Linked DNA regions of Mus musculus: region 2 is linked to region 1. Evidence: chromatin loops called from intact Hi-C (ENCODE). Cell type or tissue: gastrocnemius. All regions are shown on one strand. Links, peaks and the distances in the headings refer to the core of each region. The heading gives the core; the rest is flanking DNA. Region 1 has its middle 6.6 kb from the start of Chrna9. Region 2 overlaps Rbm47 (RNA binding motif protein 47).

Region 1 (8,000 bases), core at 1-8,000:
GTGCACATTGAACCTTAAATGAATGAGACATCATAAAAGGCTGAGAGAAGATACCACCTATCATAATTGTAGAAATAATGGTATAAAATTAGTTTTTAAAGTGCTACCATCAAGGGTTGAAAAATCATGCCAGTGATCTGTCACCTTGGAGTTTGTTCTTATGCTCTTCCCTCTGTCTGCGTGTCCCCTCATAACTGCTAAGAGTTTCTATGAGCGCACTTTGAGAGGAGGGCCTGGGACTCAATCCTGAGAAACCCAACATCAAAAGATCATAAAGACCCAGAAGAGACAGGGAAAAAAAAAAAAAAAAAAAAAAAAAAAAAAAAAAAACAGAAGAGACTTTACTGCCATGGAAACCCAGAGAAACCGCTATGCAAGGATAGTTTCTGTCAGGTTCTCTTTGTAGGCTTATGAAGCCCTAGCAAGTATTCTATGGCCAGGACCAGTGGTTCACTTTGGGAACAGCGATTTTGAAAGCATGAAGAGACACTGGCTCCGGCAAACTGGAGAAGAAACAGAAGGAACACTGCTGTTACCATTTCCCAAGAGCCCTTGCAAGGAAGGGTTGTCTTAGTTACTTTTCTATTGCTGTGAAAAGACACCATGACCAAGGCAACTTCTAGAAGAAAGCATTTAACTGGGCCTCATGATTCCAGAAGGTGGTAGATCTAGTTCATGACCATCATGGCGGGGAGCGTGGCAGCAGGCATGGTATCAGAGCAGCAGCTGAGAACTCACATCTTGATCCACATACACAAGGAAGACAGAGATAGACACTGGGAATGGTGTGAGTCTTTTGAAACCTCAAAGTCCCCCCCTCCGGTGACACTTCTCCAACACAGTTCTACTAACTGGGGACAAAGTGTTCAAGCCTATGGAGAAGAGTCTCATCCGAACAACCACAAGGCTGTTGACTGAGGAAGGGCTTGCTTACAGGATGGATGCAGAAAGTGCCAGGTCAGGGAGACAGTGTTAGGTGAGCTGCTGCGTCTTGTAGAGGCTGGATGAGAGTGTGAGAGAAATGATGGCGAGCCTACTTGTCATCACACTTGGGGTCAGCACAACTACCCCAGCACGTGTGTTCGGCCCTTTGCAGAAGCATGTCATACATTTTACCAGGCAGATGTTTCACTTAGTATTTCCCCACCCTAGAGCTGGAAACAGAATGACTCAGTGGGTAAAGGCATTAACTGGACAAGCCTGGAGACTGAGTTCAATCCCCGGAGCCCACTGTTGTGTGAGTTTCCTCCACGTGTCCGACACACACATATAAGTTTACTCACGGTACAGAGGGGAACCATGAGAGACGACCGAGTAACATCCAGTGAAACCATGAGTTTTTACCGAGGTTGTTCACAGGAGTGTGGGTGAGGGGTTTCTTAAGGAAGAGAGATGACTCGAAAAGGCAGCAGAGCACTGGAGATTCCATCCCAGCAAGGTCGGCGACCCATAAAGGCGGCGAGCCTGGACACTGCACAGCCTGCAGACAGCATGACAGGCCTGAGAAACCCCTCTGGAGCTTGGTTGGATGCTCAGCGTCTTCTACCCCAGCAGTTGCTTACTGCTTTTATAAACCTGGGAAGGAGCCTTCCAGAGCCTTCCAAGTTTCTATTCTACCAGACATGTTGAAGGATTCTTTCAGTCTCCAGAGTCTCCTTAGTCTTCCTCTCTCTTCTGAAGAGATTATTTCAATTCAGAGGCATCTGCTAAGCCACACTGACCTAAAAGTGGACATACATACATACATACATACATACCACACACACACCATACATACACACACACCATACATACACACACACCATACATACACACACCATATATATATACCACACACATACACCATACACACATAAAATACACACACACACACACACACTACATTTAAATCCCACCTTAAAGAAGTGGGTGAGATACAGTCAGTCCTCCAAAGCAGGGAACACTAATTGTTCCTCTGCTGCTCTTCTGGAACATTCTGTTCTGGTCTAACAAAATCGTGCTTTTGTAGACATTGATCTGGCTGAGGAGCAGGAAAGAGAAAGCACGAATGTTCTAGAAAACATTGATTAGGACAAATAGACTCCAGTCTATTTCTTTGCTTAAATCAATTGAGAGATTTTATTGATGTAAACATTTGACTATTAGCCAGAAATCCTAGATAAATGGATGGCTTGCTATAGACATACTATTTCAAGCGACTAGGTGGCAGGTTTTATTTTATTTTATTTTATTTTATTTATTTTATTTTTTTAGGCTGTTTCTTAGGTCTTAGGCTTAATAGCGATTTCCCTTATGAGATCTGCAGGGAGTGTACAGCGACATCTGGTGGCTGGCAAGGTGAAGTACCTTGGCTCTGTTAGAATACCATGAATTTGAATTACTTCTCAAATTTGGTTTGTTTTGGTTTGTTTGTTTGTCATCTCTTCCGATTCTTTTAATAGTATCTCCATTCTATATTTAAAACAAATAGGCTTTGAATCTTTTAGATTACTCCTAGACTGTCTGAACTTTTTAAAAAAGACAGTTCTTTAGGTGAATTGGGTGAACTAACCAGGTTTATATTGAACTAACTAAATCTTATCAGGGTCAGGATCGGGGGAGGGGAGACAAGAGAGGCATTTGCCTGAAGTAAAAATCTAAGGAGTGCAAAAGAGGGAGAATTTCAGTAATGAGTAAAGATGATGATGTGGATGAAGACTGATGGCGACATCTGCTCAGGGGTCTGCTTGTACCCCCAGCTGGCCTGGAATGTTCTATATTGAACAGAGTAGCCAGCAACGCTCAGCAGCCTCTCAGCCTCTGCCTCCCAAGTGCTGGGATTACAAGTGTTCCACCGTACATAGCTCTGCATATAATTTTAGAGTCATTTCTCTCCCTCTCATTCCCCCTTCTTTTCAAGATAGGAACTCATTTCATTACCCACGATGGTCTGGAATTTGTGTCCTCAATTAATCCTCCTGCCTCAGCATCCCATGTAGCCTGGCGAGCAAAGGGAAGCGCAGACCTGGGACCCCGTTCCCAACTCTGGGTGGTACGCCAGCTGCCCCGGGTACACAGGAGACGGAACCACAGCAATCGCCCCAGGCTCCGCTGTTTCCCACTCCAGGAAAACACAGACTGAGGGCCCCCATTACAGACTCTGTTTTGTCTCCTCTGAGCTCTCTGCTGGCGCTCCCTGCACCCCAGCGAGGCAGACGTGCAGCCTGGCAAGACTCCGTGACTGTGGCAACTCTTATAAAGGGAAACATTTATTTGGGGCTGACTTACATAATGACAATGGACAAAACTTCTGACAGACATGGTGAAATAGCTGAGTGGCCTACATCAGGACCTGTAGGCAGTGAGGGGCCTAGTCTCTCTCTCTCTCTCTCTCTCTCTCTCTCTCTCTCTCTCTCTCTCTCTCAAGATTTACTTATTTATAATTATGTATACCGCATTCTGCCTGCATGTATGCCTGCAGGCCAGAAGGGGGCACCAGATCTCATTATAGATGGCTCTGAGCCACCATGTGGGTGCTGGGAATTGAACTCAGGACCTCTAGGAAGACCAGACAGTGCTCTTAACCCTGGTTTAGGCTTTTGAAATCTCAAAGCCACGCCCTCTTCCAATACTTCCCCCAACAAGACCACACCCACCCCAACAAGGACACACCTCCCAATCCTTCTAAGCAGTGCTGCTCCCCAGTGACTAAGCATTCAAATAGATGAGTCTGAAGGGGCCATTTTCATTCACACCACCACATTAGAGAATATGCAGTTAAGAGAGTGATTGGGAGCTAGTCACAAAATAACAGGGGAGTTTGGTTTGCCTACTGCTCCCTTGTGTTTCCTTATTTTTCCCCCCATGGATTAACGCCTGTGGAGCAGACTGGTCCTCAGAACAAGCAGGAGGGTCTCCTCCAGCCTTATCAATTACCCAACATTTGCACTGTCCTCAGGGAGGTGATAATAGAAAGCAACAGAGAACTATCATACAATTGTGACCACACAGTCTGCTGTGAAAAGAGGAAGTAGAACCAGTGGGTGAGAAAGGATTGGATCTGCAAGGGCTCCTGCAGCCTGATGAGGCGACTGGAAGGCTCCCAGGGTGGAGAGCCTCTCCGCCCACAGGGAGGAGAGACCCCAGACTGTGAAGGAAAACCAGAGGAACTCACCCTGCACAACACTATTCCCTTAGGGGACTTTAGGGGAACATCGTGTATCTTCTGGCAAAGCATGGACATCAGATACTGCTGCAGATCATTCACTTGGATAGATCGTGTGCGGGGATCACGTATCCGCCGTTCTGCTGACCCAGAAACTGCACGCGCGGTCCTTAGCACCTGCTCATGTCTGTTCATGAACTTGGCTCTTTTGTTGGAAACTCAGTGGAGTTTTTGTGGACTCTTGGAGCCTGTGCGGCTTAGGCAGGGGACATCATATCAGCTATGGCTGACAGCCTGCTATATGCCAAGTGCGTGCTTGGTAATCTATCTGTTTCTCTCAAATCCTCACAATAAACCCCTTAGGTGAGTTTGCACTCCTGCAAATGTAAAAACAAAATTCAGGAGTTGTTACGCACATCATGGACCTATGACTTGAACATGGACCACAGGACTCCTACTATGTCCTAAGGCTCTTTCTCCTGCGTGAGGGTCCGCAGAGATATGGGGAAGTTGCCTCTGGGCCCAATTCTGCACTAATAGCATTGGCCTTGGTGGCTGCCCTTGAGGTGGGGGCATTTAAGATACATGGCTACATACAGAAAAGTAAAATGTATGTTCATATTCTCAAGGGAATTTGCTTTGTCATAGGTTAAAATATAGCACAGCAGTATGCTAAGGGTGTAAGGCTAAATATCACCTTAGTGTAAGTGGGAAAAAGAAGCTGAGAGAAGGAAGAGGAGGAAGAAGAAAGTAAGGAGAAGAAGTTAAAGTCCTCTGGTAACCTTATAAATCATAAGGAAGGTAGCTCTTACTTTTCTTGCTTTCCCAACTTTTAATCCCTTAGCGTTCTCTTCTTTCTTTTACTTAATATTGAAAGTTTTAATGTAAAAAAGACTAAGTCAAATGTTTAAAGCAATCATGTCATAACAATATGGCACCATTTCCATAATCAATGCCCATAAAATGGCATCAGTACAAAAATCTAAGCAAAGATAGTAGATTAGTAATTAGAGTATCAGGCAACGTTGACTTTAAGAGGAAGCTTTAGCAGGTAAAAGAAGGGCGTTTGACATAAACTTAAATATGCAATTCAAATTCACAAATTATAAAAATTCTTCACTTTTATATATATAATGGCCAATTTTTGTTTTTGGGTTTTTTTTTTGAAGACAGGGTTTCTCTGTGTAGCCCTGGCTATCCTGGAACTCACTCTGTAGACCAGGCCTGGAACTCAGAAATCTGCCTGCCTCTGCCTCCCGAGTGCTGGGATTAAAAGCGTGCGCCACCATGCCCAGCTTTGAATGGCTTAATTTTAACCTAATTTTTCCCCCCATCAACAAGCCAATTGGACAAACTCATTTACCCAAATTTACATGTAAGTAATGTAGGTAAACCAAAGCCATTATTCAGATGAGTAAATTCTATACGTTTTCATCATCTCTGTGATCAGGTTGCAAAGGACAAGCCTCTCTCTTTGCTTTTCCTGCCTTGATGATAATGGACTGAACCTCTGAACCTGTAAGCCAGCCCCAGTTAAACGTTGTCCTTTATGTGAGTTGCCTTGGTCTCGGTGTCTCTTCACAGCAGTGAAACCCTAACTAAGACAGCCATCTCCCCAGCACTGCCCTGCTCCAACCTGATCATGAACCAACCTCTAGCTCTGTAAACAGTTTTGCGTATGTCTGCTGTCTACAGCATTTTGTAGTGGCAACCAACTCATGAAGTGAGAGAAAAAAAGAACAGAGCAGAGGGCAATGTGGTTTCACTTAGTTTAGGTCACTGTTAGAAAAATGAGTTGACTTTTTCCTTCTCGATGCTCAGAAGCCCTGGGCAAGCCTACCTGGCTAGGTGGCAGCAGAATGGAGTTCCTAGTCCACTGCCCACTTCTAGCAACACCAGGCATTGTGGGAAAAGAGTGTTGTTCAGACACTGAAGAAATAAAGGTGCACTCAGCTCGACAACCAGTGAGGGTGCTTTCCAACCAGTGCCAAGCAACATGGCTCCCTCCTTCATCCATCTTGCTCGGCTCCGTCCTGTAGCTCCCTTCAGACTATGGATTTGGGGTACAACTGGAGGATGGCTGGAAGGGGATCACAATCCTAGAAGCAGAACAGCACCCAGGAACTCGCTACCTCAGTAAAGCTGTGGCGTTCCATGCTCCAGCTTTGGGCTCTGATTCCTGGGGTCCCCACCGCTGCCTGTAACACAGCTCCAGACATCGCTGGGTGTGTAACCAATATTGGAGCAGTCTTCTTCCTTGCCCTGACATTCTAATGGCTGAGAGAGGTTTGTGCAGCCTCCACACATCACACAGGGTGGGGGTGAGGGGCTGCCATGTGCTCTTTAGCCCCTTGTATTTCTAATTCTTCATTAGAAAGTTTCCTATGTATGGAGCCTGTGTAGAAGATGGTGTGCATCTTCACCCTTGTACCCGTCCATGCTGGTGTGTGTGTGTGAGAGAGAGTGACTGTGTGTGTGAGTGTGACTGTGTGTGAGTGTGACTGTGTGTGAGTGTGTGTGTGAGTGTGTGTGTGTACCGAAACTCTTTTCTTCCTGTAGGCAATGTCCCTTCTTCATGGGAGCACTGAACCCTAGTGTACTTGGCCTGAGTACCGTTAGTGTGTTTTGGTTTTTGAAACATGGTTGGCCTGGCCCCTGCTGCAATCCAGCAATCCTCCTGCCTCAGCCTTCCGGATGCTGAGATCACTGGCATAGGAGCCACTGTGCCTGATAAGGTCCTATCAGAACTACTGTGCCTGGCTGTACATAAGGTCCTATCAGAGCTCAGGCACACTCATCCATTTCTCCATTCGTCGGCTTTCACAGTACACCCTCCAGAGGAGCGCTTCTTACAGAGACCAGATGGTGCAAAGCTGGAAATATTTACTGTTCAGGTTTTTGGTTTTTTTACAGGAAGGGTTTGCTCATCTCTATGATAGGTTTAGACTGGGTAATGCACAGCGTACAAATGGACCACACTACTCCATGCTGGCTCTCATTTGTAATACTTTGTCTGCACAGGAGCTCAAGGTTGATCTGAAGCTACATAACACCCTGTCTCAACATCTCTTATTCACCCACAAATATTACTACACAAGTAAATAAATAACTCTACTGATAGCTAACAGTAAGAGTAACATTGTGATGACAACCAGGGCCTGGAGCGATGGCTCATCAGCTAGGAGCACTTGCTGCTCGTCCAGGAAACCAGTTCGATTCCCATCACTCGAGGCACCTGGAATGCCTTCTTCTGGCCTCCAGGGGAACTCATATGCACACTCACATGCCCACATGCACACTCACATACATGCACACACATGTACACTCACATACATGCATACTCATATACATGCACACTCATATACATGCACACATATATCCACATTACAAATACTCTTTTAAAAGGACAACAAGAATATAGCAGGAGTGAAATTCTACCACCCAAAGTATGAGCTGATTGTCAGATAAAGCAACTGTTTTCTAGCCAGGTCTGTTGAGACACTTAGGGTGGGAGACAGAGACAGAGATCCAGAGAGGGAATGAGAGAAGAGGTCTTACTGGAAGGGAGAGAAAGAGAAATAAATAAATAAATAAATAAATAAATAAATAATACATATTTTAGCTCTAGCTTATACATATAAATATATTATTATATATTTTTATATTAGAATGCACTTTCCCCAGTAATTTTTTACTTATTTAACAGTTTTATAATCAAGTAGTGTTTTTAGAACACTATGAAGTAACTCACTTATTCCTCAAAAAAACCTCTAAGAGGTAGCCAATGTTAAAATCACCCCCATTTTATAAATGAAGAAATGGAGGCATGAAGAGACCAAGCACTCTGCTCTAAGTT
Region 2 (9,902 bases), core at 935-8,934, 110 kb after region 1:
GGTCGCGCGCATTTTACAGGTGTTCCGATACCGTGGGAGGCTACGTCGTCTGCCTCGCATATTGGGTTACAGGGGTGAACTCGCTATGTTGGGCACGCCACCTGTTGTACCCTAACCACGTCGACACATTTCCCACGGCAAATCTGATATGTCCTTGCTGCTTTGTCCAGAGAAAGGAGTACAGAACTTCACTGGACGAATCAAGCCCGCTCTGAATTGAGGGGAAGCCAAGCACAAGGAGGAAGTGAACGGAACCCCACCCCCAACCCCGCCCCCTGCGTTGCTAAGAAATGTTTGACTCAGCTAAGGCCGTGCTTCTCCAAGTGGCTGGCTGGTGGAGAGAGTAGAGAGAAGCCAATGGCTGCACCTGAGTAAGAACCTCTGATCGTGCAGACCTTGACAAGGGTTGGATTCGGACACACATTTGATCATAGATTTGGAGCCAGTGACTAATATCTAGAATTTCCCTCTTCTTCTCTCATCAATTGTTGAAATATGAACTATAAATAACTAGAAACCAGGGAGGAAAGAGCAAAAATAATACAGTAACGTGGCTCTTTCTAGGTTGGGGGAGTCTTTCCCCAAAGGTGGTCACAGACCTAAGGTCACTGACCTTACTAGGTGAGCAGTGACTTACCGGTCTGCCTTGGCAGGAAGGGAGAGCCCAGGGCAGTAGTGAATAATAGTATCAGCCTAGAAGAGCTAAAGAGAATTCGGGGATTTGAATATTCCCACCAGTGAGCTACAACTAGGTGGTCAAAAGTCTTCCCCCTGGGTGGGAGAGATGACTCAGCAGTTAAGAGTAGGAGCTGTCCTTCCAGAGGACCCAAGTTCTATTTCTGGCACCCACCTGACAGTTCACAACCATCTATAATTTGTTCTAGGGGTCCTGATACCCTCTTCTGACTTCCAAGGGGACAGACATGCATGTGGTCCAGACATACAGGCAGGCAAAACATCCATGCAAATAAAATAAATCAATGCTACAATAATAATGATAATAAAATTCCACCTAGAGTCACAAATCTCCCCTATCCTTTAGCTTGGTGCTTACTGACTGTCTTATAGGTTTGCAAGCAGGAGTATTTTAATAATGCTGGAAATTTTACTTAAATAATATGTATGTATGTATGTATGTATGTATGTATGTATGTATGTATGTATGTATGTATACGTATGTGAATATACTGGAAATTGTGTTAGCCATAGAACTCAAAAGACAAAATGAAATGTTCTCTCTCTCTCTCTCTCTTACACACACACACACACACACACACACACACACACACACACACACACACACACACACTCATCTGGGAGTTGTTGGGAGACAAGTTCCTTGATCTCAAGCAGATTGAAAGTTAAGTTTCTTGATTTTACAAAGGAGCTTGGACATCTAGAAACTCTAGAAAGAGGTGGAACCAGGGAACTTTGAAAACTGCACACCTGTGATCCATCTTGTGATGGATAGGAATTCAGGTGTTCAGATTCTCTAAAGATGGTCTTTGATTTCACATTGTCCTTAGAACATACCCCCCAGGGGCTGGCGAGATGGCTCAGTGGGTAAAAGCACCTGACTGCTCTTCCAAAGGTCCCGAGTTCAAATCCCAGCAACCACATGGTGGCTCACAACCATCCGTAACGAGATCTGACTCCCTCTTCTGGAGTGTCTGAAGACAGCTACAGTGTACTTACATATAATAAATAAATAAATCGTAAAAAAAAAAAAAAAAGAACACACCCCATAATAAATTCTCGGGTCGAGCACTGGCAGTCTTTTCTCACTTAATTTCATATTTTTTTGTTTTATTTTTATCTGTGTGCACCACTTTCCTGCCTGGTGTCCACAGAGGTCAAAAGTGGGTGTCAAGATACCTCTAACCTGGTTTTCATCTGCCATATGGGTGCTGGGATTAAACCAGGATTCTTTGTTCTTAGCTGTTGAAGCCATCTCTCCCTCCAGCCCCCATTTTTAAGGTTTCGACACTCACTGCCTCACGTCCACTGTCCATACAGAGTCCACATGTGCAAGGTGGCAAGACATAGAGAAAAAAAACCAAACAAACTGAACTCATCTGCGGTGGGAAATAGGTTACTTGTGGCAAGTTCCTCCCTTCAGTTGTAACCCACATGTTTTCCTTAGCGAATTAAGACTGTTAACACTCCCTCCTCTGCTTCGCTCCCTCCAATTTTGCGATAAGGTCTTGGCAGAAATCAAACTGGGTGGGAAGTCAAATTGGGCGGGGCGTGGTGGTACAAGCCAGTGCTTGGGCAGAAGAGGTGGGCAGGTTTCTCTGGGTTGGAGGTTAGCCTGATCTACAAAGAGAGTCTAGACCACCCAGGACTCCATGGTGAGATCTTGTCTCAAAATAAAACAAAACTGACAGAAACAAACAAATCAAACCCATAACAAATTAATAGGATTAGATTACTAAATGAGTTGTTTTGAAAATCTTCCCCCACCCAAAATATTGAGATTCATTTAACTGGTACACATTTCACTCAAATCCTTAATCTTCTTAAAGATTGATTTATTTTTATTTTCTGTGTCTGTGTGGGTGCCTATGAATATCATTTGTGTGCCTATTATCCACAGATGGCAGAATATCATTAGATCCCCTGAAACAAAGACTTGTGAGCCACCATGTAGGTGGTGGGAATCGAACCTGGGTCCTTTGTTAAGAGCAATCAGTGTTCTTTATCTCTCTAAACCCACTGATCACAATTTTTATATGACTGATTCAAAAATAGATCGTTTTTTGAATTGTCAACAGTAAATTCTTTACCAAAGACTCTGATTAGGAACGAGCAATGAGTGCTTATTTCTAAATGAAAACTGTGAAAATGAAAACAGTTCTCTAAAAATGATTTCTGTTTTTGTATTTAAGAATAAAATAAGGGCTGGTGAGATGACTCAGCGGGTAAGAGCACTGACTGCTCTTCCGAAGGTCCTGAGTTCAAATCCCAGCAACCACATGGTGGCTCACAACCACCCATAATGAGATCTGGCCACCCTCTTCTGGTACGCCTGAAGTCAGCTATAGTGAACTTATGTGTAATAATAAATAAATCTTTTTTAAAAAATGAAATAAAATTTCCTCCCTTTCCCCTGTCTTTCTCTCTTGTCTGTTTTCTTGAGGCAGAGTCTCACTTTTTAGCCCAAGCTAGCCTTGATCTTATAGTAACCACTTCTGTATCCCAAGCGCTAGGATTAGAGGCATGAAGCCAAAGCCTGGCTAAAACTCTATTTTTAAACGATACTGCACTTCTGGGTGTGGTGACACACACCTTTATTTCCAACACTCAGGAGGCAGAAGCAGGTGGATCTGTGAGTTGAGAGGTAAGCCTGGGCTACATAGATAGTGAGACCCCGTCTAAAGGGAAGAGGGTGAGAAAAATATGTCCCACTACCATTCATAAGCCAGCATCTCCAAATATCTAATTTCTCTAATAAAAATACACTTTCCAAATCTGTTTCCTACTTAAAACAAGACAAATCTCTTTATTTTTTCCTACGGCACAAACAAGAGTGCTCCTGAGAAGTGTAGCCAGCACACCAGCTCAGAGAGCAGGCAAGAATGGAATAGAGGGTTCTCTAAATCACACGGAAGTCCAGGTGAATCGGGTCCCTCACCCAGGTATGTGTTCCTTCAACAGCATCCACTCCCTGCCCGTTTCTACATTCAGATTCTTATGCAGCACAAACAGTCCTTACCACTCAAGAAGTGGGATGCTAGTCCCAAGAGGACATCCTTGGGCCTGCTGTCTTCGTGAGGGGCTATTTATTGCTTTCTTAGAGTAACGTATCAAATAGCAGCAGAAAATGTAGTCAAGCTGCTCTAATTTTCTTAACAAATAATGAAAGATAAACAACTCCATAACCCTAACACTGGGGAGGCTAAGGATTGTGAGTTTGGAGCCATCCTGGGCTATATCTATAAGTTAGTTCTTGAGTTACAGAGCGAGGGAGATTCTGTATTAAACAACGAAACCATGAGCAAGCAGGTGTTTCCTATGTTCTTACAGTAAAAAGTCATTGCTGGAGGAGAAGCAGAATGAGATCTTTGTTTGGTTTCTTCCAGAGTTTGCATACGCAGCGAGCGGACACAGAGAGGACAGTCGTTTAAACAATGATCGATTTAAACCCATTGGGGTTTCACAATCCTTAAATGAGGGGAAGCTGCACGGGACACGGTTCAGTCTCTTGAACTCCTCAGCAGGTAGGAGTCCAGGTTCATTTGTGGTACAAAGTTCCGTTTAGGAATCCTGCTGGAAAGGAAGGCCAGCAGAAATAGGCCAGTGCGCTCTGACACACCAAACAGTGCCTCAGCAATGATGCTCAAAACCCACCTGGGGTTGGCATACCTAGCGGCAAACACACAGGCCACTGTGCTAGCAGGGAAAGGGCCCAGCTGCTAATTAGCTCTTTCAATATGAAATCCAGAGTAGGGACGCAGGAGGCCATCCTTGGGGTGATGGCTGTTAGACCCTATGGACATCCAAGGTATCTGTCTGGTTGCCTGAAAGCTTGGAAAGCATTCTGGGCACCCCTTGATTTGGGTACCCCTTGATTTCACTTCTCTTGTTCTCCCAGGCAGGAGAACAACGGCCCACAGAGCCACGTCAGTAACAATCTGGATGCACCTCCGCAGTTTCCTTTGCCAAGAATACTGAGAGCAAAAGAACTCTTCTTGGCAATCAGGTGTGGTAGTGTACACCTGCAATGCCAGCTTTCAGAGGCAGAAAGAGGTGGGATTGTCACAAGTTCAAGGTCAGCCTCAATTACATAGGCAGCCAGAGATATGTAGCAAAAGCTTGTCTCAGAATAACAAAACAAGGGGCCGGAGAGATGGCTCAACAATAAGTGCGTTGGCCGCTGGCTCTAAGGGCTCTTACAGAGTCTGTGTTCATCATCTCTACTGCAGTTCACAACCATCTGTCACTTCAGTTCCAGAGACTCTGATGGCCTCTCTCTGGCCTCCTTGGGTACCAAGCATAAACGTAGTGCACAGAAATTCATGCAGGCAAAACAATCATGCCTATGAATAAATAAATCTTTAAAACAAAACAAGGCATGACAGGTTTGTAAAATGCTGCTGAACTTCCGTGAGCTTAAGTGTTCACCTCCAGCACCCATGTTCAAGGTGGAGTAGATTTGTAATCCTTCTGCTGGAGAAGTAGAGACAGGAGGATTCCCGGGGCTCATAGCTCTACAAAGCCTAGCATTTTCAGCAAAGACCCAGAAGCCCTGTATGGTGGTTTGAATTAAAAACGCGCCGGTAGGTTCCTGTGTTGGAACACTCACTTCCTAGTTGGCAGCCCTGTCTCAAGAAGACTGTGAAACTTTAAAGAGGAAGTGTGTCACTGTGGGGTGAGCTTTGAGGTTGCCCCCTAGATTGTCCCTCTGATCTGTTTATATGAGTGTTTTGCCTGGATATGTAGGCATACCATGAGAGCACCTAGTGTCTGTAGAGAATGGAAAGGGTGCCGGATCCCCCGGAACTGGGGCTGTACACACTTAACTGCTGTATGGTGCAAAGTCCCCTGCAAGAACAGCATGTGCTCTTAAGTACTCTTCAGCCTGGCTTTGAGGTTTTATAGCCGGGCCCCACTTCCTGTCCTTTTACTCTGCTTCCTGTATGAGGAACACGAGCAGGCAGCTTCCTGCTTCTGCCTCCATAAATGCCTGTTGCCATACCTTCTCCACACAGGCACATGCGTGAGCGATCGTGTACACACACACACACACACACACACACACACATCTCTGTGTGCTTGAGAGTCATCTGACCAATTTTCTGCCCAAGGAAGCCACCTCTATTCCAGGGTTCCCCGCAAAGAGGTCCCTGCCAAGCCTACCAAGCAGGCCCACTGACCTCCTAGCCCCTAACCCTGGTTTTCCTTCGGCTCTGAAAGTTAAAGGCTAAGTTAAAAATCGAATCTAACCCACATCTATGTCTAGTTACAAAGACAACATCTATCCATCAGGGGGCATGGTGTGGATAAAAGTCAAGACTTAGGAGGAAAAGAAATTGTTTAAGGCCCCTTGCATTGAGCTCCACTGTGATGAAGATAGGGGAAAGGCAGGGCTTTCTTCAGACCTGTGGCAGGCAGCTGACAGGGTGAACATGGCAAATATATGGCTTTATGCAGATCATCCGACTGCTCCGAGCCTTGGTTCCCTTCAGTGAGAAGGGTGAAGGATTCCGAGCTAGCAGAGTTGTGTGGGGGCTAGGGGTGAACCCCTAACGCACTTGGTGCAGTGTCTCACACATGGAAGGCACACCATGAAGTCTGTGTTCTGAGAGGCCCCCGTAGACCAAAGGTAATGCTGACACAGGTCACCACACACTGTGCGGGTGGCAGGAGTGGGGCCAGAGAGAGAAGAGCTGGGTCCACGGAGGCGGAAAGTCCACACGTCAGCTCTTCTCCTAGCCAGATAGGTGGTCATATCGTTTATTTCAACGTTCTCATTTAACATCGCAAGACTAAAGCTAATGGTAGACATGGAGTTTATTTGAGAAAGGAGTTTTTTAAAAGATGTGTTGAATTATAAATTGTGTTTACAGGTGTGTTGGGGGTGTGGGGGTTGCACCAGTGTCAAGGTGCCTACGGAGGCCAGAAGAGGATGCCCTGGAGCTGGCACTACAGGTTGTGGTGAGCACCCATGAAAGGGTACCAACTAAACTCGGGAAAAGAACCACTGACCAATCTCTCCAGGCCAAGAAAGTGGGGGGGTGGGGGTGGGTTCTTTTCTTTTTTCTTTTCTTTTTAACTGTACAATTACAAGATGTTGCCGCTGTGGTTGTCCATAAAGTTAAAGATATTCAAGGCCAGCTGGTGATTTTTTTTTTTAAAGTAGTGTCCTATGAAAGGCTCTCTACCAGTAGTGAGGAAAACGAACTCTGACTGCACAGAAAGCAGGAACCCTTGCTCTTTCTAGAAGCGATGTGAGATATTCAGTTGAGACACTCTCAGGGTAGTTTCACGGATGCCCCTGGGGAGAGAGTGGACCATGCAGCCATCGGGCCTCACTGACAAGATCTCACACACACAGCTCCGTCACACACCAAGGCCAAGTTTAGAACAGAGTCCCTCTCATTCACAGCTAGGAGGAAGTACTGTGAAGACACACGCTGTCTTTTATTATTCCGAGAAGGGACCTTCTGGACAAGACGTGCAGCTTTTTTCCCCAGAACGTTCCTTTCCCTGAACTCCTCTTCCCAAGGTGTCCCCTTGAGCCTGAGCCCCGTTGTAAGGACTTCCTCTGGTTCTATTTAAAACAGGGACCTTTGACTCCCAGGAAATCAGTAACTCAGCCTTAATTCACTTAGCTCTCTTACGATGACAGTTATTCTTTATCCAAGCATAGCAAAGCTTGAACTTAGGAAAAAACTTGAAGGCTGCTGAATACGGGGCTGAGAATCTCTGTAGTTAGTGAGGAAGAATCAGTTTCGAGCAAGGGCTGGTGACATGACTCAGTCAACCCTGAGATCAAGTCCTTGGACCCCTGTGGAGGAAGAAGTGAACCTATTCAAATTGCCCTCTGAGCTTTACACACACAGGTGCTGGGGCATGTGTCTGCCCCCCCCCCCCCCCCGAAATAAATGAATACAGTAAAAAAAAAAAATCTCAAAGAAAAAAATCATAAGTAAAACAAACAAGTTAGAGCCCAGAAAGTCTTATCTTCAAAACAGATGAATTACAAAAGAGAGAAAGCTCAAGCCAATGGCTGGCTTTCTAACAGAGGATCGCCTCTTCCCGGTACTCTGTAAGGCTGACTGGGGCTGGGGTGTACAGCTCAGAAGCCGTCCCTTGCCAAGCACGAAGGAAGCCCTGATTCAACTGTTAGCACTGAAACGAGTGAGGGAGAGACTCTTAGGAAATCGCGGTGGCAGAGCCCCAACAGCCTTCTCTAGAACAAGATTGCTCCCTAGTGTGGTAAATGCTTTTCACCTTGAGTCAGGCTCCACTGTAACCTGGCAAAGCTTCTCGGGCCGGGCTCCTCATACAAGACAGCTGCAGTTGCTCCTGAGACAACTGCTTCCGTTAAATAAATGGCTCACGCAGAGTGCTTAGCAAACACACTCCCTCAAAGTGGTCCTCCCTCTGCCCTCTCAGGTGATAACATTTCTATCCCACCCTTTGTGAGGTCACCCAACTTTGTGAAGAGCTGACACACGGAGGCATGACTTTTTTTAAGCTCACGCTCATAGTTTTAACTCCTGAAATAATTTTTTTTTTTAAAATGTGGTCTATTCCTACAAAGCAAAACTAGGCAGCAAAGGAGCTAATAAATTAGAGCCTGGGCAAATATCACAGATATAAGCGCCAAGAGAGTAACACCAGAAGTGTATAGACTGCAAGACTCCGTATTTATTAAGATCCATGCCAGCCAAAGCTGGACTATGATGACAGATAATTGTTAACGCAGGACTGGGAGGAGGAAGCACAAGAAGTAATGTTGAAGAACTGAAAAATGGAACCAGGCAAAGGGCAAACACCTGGAGTCCCTGAATTGGGGACTGAGGAAGACTGCCACAGGTTCAAAGCCAGCCTGTGCACACAGTGAGACCCTCCCTCAAAACAATGCCATAAAAAGAACTGAGAGATGAGAACACATCCCAGAATGAGCTTTTAATAAACAGTTAAAGGATGGGTGGATGGACAGATGGATAGATAGATGGATGGATAAGTGGAGGGATGGATAGGTCTGACAACCCAGAAATGTTAGTGAACGATAACAGACAATATTAAGTGGTGAGGGTTTAATGATGTTCTGATCTACAGATATAGCAACACACCACTGGGTGCTATGTTCCCTTAGCAGAATAACTGTAGGCTTCCCCCTAGTGACCTTGACCTATCTAGTCTCAGGTTCTTAACTACTTTTCCAGTGTGTGGTGTGGGTTCCATCTCATGGGGTGGGACTAAATACAATCAAAAGGTGGTTGGTTACTCATTCCTACAATCCCAGTACTTGGGAAGCTTAGGAGGGAGGGTCAATGGAGTTGGAAGTGAGCCTAGGCTGCCCAGCCATTTCTAGGCCAACTGGAGCTCGTTCAAAACAAACAAACTGATGGGTGTGGTATCACACACCTTTAATCCCATCATTTCAGAGGCAGAGGCAGGTGGGTCTCCGTGAGTTCGGGGCCAGTCTAATCTATACAGTAAACTCCAAGCGAGCCATAGATATATACAGCGAGATAACACTTATAAAAGAAAGGTAGAAGCCCCGCTTGGAGGCACATACCTACAATTGTCCTGGAACTTGCTCTGTATAGACCAGAGGCTGAGGTAGGAGTTCAAGGTCAGCCTCAGCTACAGAGACTGTCTCAAAAGAACAAAACAAACAAAAGAAAAATCCAAACACTACCAATCTTTTGTAGAGAGAGCAGCTCCTCATAGCCAACTTGACATAAAAGCACTCTCACCCCATTTAATAAAAGCAAAATTTGTCAATCAACAAACTGTGGTAAAACAGTAAACACCCCTAATGGGGTGTAAAATAACCTCTGGTGATCTTATACCCACACATCTATCTGGGGGACTGAGATCTAGAAAAATTGAAAGGAAGCCACTTCTCCATGAGACAAGAGCTCAAAGTCTCTAGGAACAGAAGACCCCTTTCCCAGAGCCTTTCTGCTCCCCCATCACATTTCAGATTTGACGAATATTAACTACCTCCTTCAGAGAGTCTGGTGTGAGTACACAGAGTCCTCCTCTGACCCAAGGTCTCTATTTTGGACTTAGAGGGAACTTCAGATGGTCTAACTGCACGTGTTGTGCAATCCTGTGCACCTTTGTGACAGGCCAATGTTTTGAAAAAACAGGGTTTCTCTGTATAGCCTCGGTTGTCCTGGAACTTGCTCTGTATAGACCAGACTGGCCTTGAACTTGGG

Evidence for each region. Hi-C counts contacts between places; a loop is a spot of excess contacts. Peaks named below come from ENCODE experiments on the same cell type or tissue, not always from the same donor. Only the 100,000 strongest peaks of a DNase experiment are listed, where the experiment ranks them.
Region 2: a loop joins it to region 1, with 2.0 times the contacts of the local background. A loop is called at or near these places in 4 of 42 quality-filtered maps.

Annotation. Positions count from the first base shown.
Region 1 is chr5:65,956,476-65,964,475 of GRCm38, forward strand. It overlaps a transcript of Chrna9 not described here. Among named protein-coding and RNA genes, the nearest start is that of Chrna9, 6.6 kb to the right of the region's middle. In gastrocnemius, for the core only: CTCF peaks have their summits at 2,326 (motif pointing left) and 3,459 (motif pointing right); a DNase peak (open chromatin) is centred at 2,325; H3K27ac peaks cover 2,114 bases.
Region 2 is chr5:66,069,762-66,079,663 of GRCm38, forward strand. All of the region lies in intron 3 of Rbm47 (RNA binding motif protein 47), which reads right to left. Among named protein-coding and RNA genes, the nearest start is that of Gm40310, 64 kb to the left of the region's middle. In gastrocnemius, for the core only: no CTCF peak of the experiment used is centred there; no DNase peak of the experiment used is centred there; H3K4me3 peaks cover 236 bases; H3K27ac peaks cover 1,680 bases.